Linked DNA regions of Homo sapiens: region 2 is linked to region 1. Evidence: read pairs that join two places in POLR2A ChIA-PET (ENCODE). Cell type or tissue: GM12878. All regions are shown on one strand.

Evidence for each region. Peaks named below come from ENCODE experiments on the same cell type or tissue, not always from the same donor. Only the 100,000 strongest peaks of a DNase experiment are listed, where the experiment ranks them.
Region 2: POLR2A ChIA-PET joins it to region 1 with 8 read pairs; 5 of 35 experiments call an interaction of 5 or more read pairs at or near these places.

The regions. Positions count from the first base shown.
Region 1 is chr7:92,821,487-92,823,986 of GRCh38, forward strand. All of the region lies in intron 2 of CDK6 (cyclin dependent kinase 6), which reads right to left. Among named protein-coding and RNA genes, the nearest start is that of CDK6-AS1, 14 kb to the right of the region's middle. In GM12878, no CTCF peak of the experiment used is centred here; no DNase peak of the experiment used is centred here; H3K27ac peaks cover 1,170 bases.
Region 2 is chr7:93,033,573-93,036,072 of GRCh38, forward strand. No RefSeq gene overlaps it. Among named protein-coding and RNA genes, the nearest start is that of SAMD9, 83 kb to the right of the region's middle. In GM12878, no CTCF peak of the experiment used is centred here; no DNase peak of the experiment used is centred here.

The DNA.
Region 1 (2,500 bases):
ATTGCTTTAATAGAAAAATGTAATTATTTTAAACAAAAAACTGCAAATAACTCTCCTCACCTGCAAACTTTGGTACTCTACTTTATTAACAACTTCCTTGAAACATATCTGACAACTGACTGGGAACACCACAATTTTTTTTCTTTTCTATTCTATTACTCACTCCCTCTCTTCATTCCTTCTTTCCCTTTCTTTTCCTTAATTCTTTCATTACTATATATATTGTATAAATTATGTTATATATATAATTAGTTTATTGCTATGTAATAATATATTAGTATTATCAGTGATGTCACAACCCATTACGTGATCACAATCAGCTGTTCTAAGCAGAGGAGGAAGGTGCTTGGAATGGTAGCCCCAAACAGAAGTAATGGGACAAGGTTCATAATGGGACTGGCCACTTGGGCTTCACTGCTTATAAAGGCAGTGATAGCCATTTATACAAGGCTCTTTAGGGGAATGCATGTCAATATTTTAATATGACATACATATTACATGGACATCCCTACTTGTAAGGACAGCTATGGCCATTAATATAAGGCTCTTTAGGGAAATATAAAATATGACTCTTTAGAAGTCATATTTTAATATAACTAATTTTACAGTAAAACAAAAATGAGCAGTCACAGCCCAGAGAATCTTAAACCATGTTCACAAACTTCCATCAAAACATGTAAATTCAATCTGCAAAAACTGATATGATGATTTAAAATATCACTAAAATATCAATATTATTGGCATAAAATTATGTTCGTAATTTAATGAAAACAGTAGTGGATGAATTAGCTTAGAAAGGGTATATCTCATTGTCCAATCTACTTGCCAATCATTACATTATTAAATAACTCCTAATTCCCAGGTCAGAATCCAATTTACTACCTATTAGAGACTACATAATTTTGAAGAGTTTTAAATGCAATACTGAGTGAATAGAAAAATAAAATATCTAATAAATTGTAGTGTTAATTTACATTTTTACTGTCAATAAAGTTGCTGTGAAAACAGTAATCTTGAGTCATGGCTTAACTATTTATTCACTCAGTCATTTACTCAATTGATATTTACTAGGAACTGTTCTGGATGCTGGAGATAATGCGTGAGCAAAACAAAAATTTTTGCCCTCAGGGAGCCTATATTCTAATGGGAAGCTGACATTCAACATTAATTCATACAACTATTCAACAGGTAATTGAGTGCTAGGCACACGGGGCAATGCAAAAATGATTAAAATAAGGTGCCCAAGAAAAAGCAGACAGCAATGCCATTTTATTTTTGCAGAATTGTAAGAATGATAATCTGAGTTTACTCGTTCCATAAGCACTGGTTTGAGGGTTTTCTAAATATGGCAGAATTTTCATCTACTTTCAGATCACCAGGTTTCAGAGTTTGAAGTTTATCAAGAAACTTCAGATCTACTCACTATCCCAAGTTCTCTTACTGTTTTTTCTATTTTCTCTCTCATTGCTACCTTAACTTAGCTTATCTTCTACCACCGTCTTCCCTTCTTTTAATGAGCATGTTGTCCTTTCAGATACATAAATACAACTCCAGACCATTTTCTATTTGCCTAATGATGGATTCACCTCTTACTTTTATCAACTAAAGTGAAAAAAAAAAAAACCAAACCTATACCATCTTTCCTAAACAAAGATGTTTCTCTTGACTCATCTCAAAAGTCTAGTTTTTCTAGGATTGGATTGGTACCACCGAGTCAGTCACATTCATACAGCTCTCCTTGAAATCAGTTCCATCACTTTGAGTCAGTCAATACTTGAGTAGTAATGTCTGTGAAACAGACTTCTTCCCTTCACAAAACTTTAGCTGAGAACCAAGTGGCATCAGTTCTCATCTAATCAGCTAGAAGTTAAATAGCCACTGATTAAGTTTCATGGGCTTAAAATAATTTGTAAGAATTAGCAGAATGTTACCACTCTTCTTTTGAGTCTTAATATGTAAAAAAAAAAAAAAAAAAAAAAAAAAAAGTCATTTCAAAGAAGCTATGTTCTCCCAGGTCAAGGGAACTTACATAATTTGAATGTATTTCATTCATGATCAGCACTGGGAGTCCCTTCTAGCCCCAATCTCCAAACCTGTCTCTTGGTTTCTCAAGGTTCAACAAGAAAATATCCCATTTTAACCCAAGATTATTTAATAACTTTTTAAAGTGATTCTACATGGTTGAAATGTATACTATATCAGCTAAAACTCCCAACTTGAAACGACTCAGACAGTCTCTTGGGTTCTTCTAAAAAGTTTTAAAATGTACTGGTCTGAGTAAACTAAACTTTTAAACTAAAGTTTAAAAGTCTACCCTTGAAATGCAAAGATGTCTTTTTTCAGAAAAAGTTTTTATTATTTGTAGAGACAGGGTCTCCCTATGTTGCCCAGTCTGGTCTCTAACTTCTAGGCTCAAGCAATCTTCCCATCCTAGCCTTCCAAAGTGCTAGAATTACAGGTGTGAGCCACTGTGCCTGGCCTTCTTTTGTTTTTCTTGCTC
Region 2 (2,500 bases), 210 kb after region 1:
TGATCAAGTAGGCTTTATCCCTGGGATGCAAGGTTGATTCAACATATGGAAATCAGTAAACATGATTCATCACATAAACAGAAATAAAAACACCACATGGTCATTTCAATAGATGCAGAAAAGGCTTTCAACAAAAGTAAAATCTCATGTTAAAAACTCTCAATAAACTAGGTATTAAAATAACATACCTCAAAATAATAAGAGCCATCTATGACAAACCCTTAGCCAATATCACACTGAATGAGCAAAAGCAGGAAGCAATCACTTTGAAAACTGGCAGAAGACAATGATGCCCTCTTTCACCACTCCTCTTCAACATAGAAGTTTTGGCCAGGGCAATCAGGCAAGAGAAAGAAATAAAGGGCATCCAAATAGGAAGAGAGGAAGTCAAACTATTTTTGTTTGCTGATGACAGGATTTTTATATCTAGAAAATCCCAGAGTCTTAGCCTAAAACCTCCTTCAGCTGATAAAACAACTTCAGCAAGGTCTCAGGATACAGAATCAAGTACAGAAATCACTAGCATTCTTATATACCAACAACAGACAAGACAAAAGCCAAATCAGGAATGTTTTCCCATTCACAATTGCCACAAAAAGAATAAAATACCTAGGAATACAGCTAACCAGGGAGCTGAAAGATCTCTACAATGAGAATTATGAAACACTGCTCAAAGAAATCAGAGATTACACAAACAAATGGAAAAACATTCCATGCTCATGGATAGGAAGAATCAATATCATTAAAATAACCATACTGCCCAAAGCAATTTACAGATTCAATGCTATTCCTATCAAACTCCCAATGACATTTTTCACAGAACCAGAAAAAACTATTTTAAAATTCATATGGAAAGAGCCCAAATAGTCAAGGAAATTCTAAGCAATCCTAAGGAAAAAGCAGGAGGGATCATGCTACCCAACTTCAAACTATGCTATAGGGCTACAGTGACCAAAACCAGCATGGTACTGGTAAAAAAAAAAAAAAAAACAGACACATAGACCGATGGAACAGAATAGAGAGCCCAGAAATAAGGCCACAAACCTACAACCATCTGATCTTTGACAAAGCTGACAAAAACAAGCAATGGGGAAAGGATTCACTGTTCAAAAAATGGTGCTGGGATAACTGGCTAGCCATATCCAGAAGACTGAAGCTGGAAACTAGACCCCTTCCTTACACCATATACAAAAATCATCTCAAGATGGGCTAAAGACTTAAATGTAAAACCCAAAACTGTAAAATCCCTGGAAGACAACATAAGCAACATCATTCTGGACATAGGAATGGGCAAAGATTTCATGACGAAGATGCCAAGAGCAATCGTAACAAAAGCAAAAATTGGTAAGAAGGTTCTAAGAAAACTAAAGAGCTTCTGTAGAGTAAAAGCATCTATCAACAGAGTAAACAGACAACCTACAGAATGGGAGGAAATTTTTGCAAAGTATGATCTGACAAAAGTCTAATATCCAGCATCTGTAAGGAACTTAAAAAACCATTAAAAAGTGGGCAGAGGACATGAACAGATACTTTTCAAAAGACAACATACATGCAGCCAACAAGCACATGAAAAAAAGCTCAATATCACTGATCATTAGAGAAATGCAAATCAAAACCACAATGAGATACCATCTCACACCAGTCAGAATGGCTATTACTAAAAAGTCAATAACAGATGCTGGCGAGGTTGCAGAGAAAAGGGAATGCTTATACACTTTTGGTGGGAGTATTTATTTACAATAATTGTGGAAAGCAGTGTGGCAATCCCTCAAAGAGCTAAAAAAAGAACTACCGTTCAACCCACCAATCCCATTACTGGGTATATACCCAAGGGAATATAAATTGCTCTATCATAAAGACACATGCATGTATATGCTCATTGCAGCACTATTTGTGATAGCAAAGTCATGGAATCAACCTAATTGCCCATCAATGGTAGTCTGGATAATGAAAATGTGGTGTATATATATACCATGGAATAATATGCAGCCATAAAAAAGGATTAGATCATGTCCTTTACAGGAACATGGATGGAGCTGGAGGCCAGTATCCTTAGCAAACTAATGCAGGATCAGAAAAGCATATACCACATGTTTGCACTTATAAGTGGGAGTTAAATAATGAGAACACGTGGATACAAAGAGAGGAACAACAGACACTGGGGCCTACTTGAGGGTGGAGGGTAGAGGGTGAGAGGAAGGAGAAGAGCAGAAAAAATAAATATTGGGTATTAGGCTTAGTGCTGGGGTGACAAAATAATCTATACAATAAACCCTCATGACACTAGTTTATCTATATAACCTGCACATGTACCCCTGAACCTAAAAGTTAAAAACATATATATATATAAAGATATATAAATATATGCAACATATATGAAGAAATAATATAGATTCAATATAAAAGTAATTATAATATATAAAATTACACATAATATTTAATGTTCTTAAAATATATTACTTAGATAATTTCAAATAAAGATTAATTTGCGATGTCAATC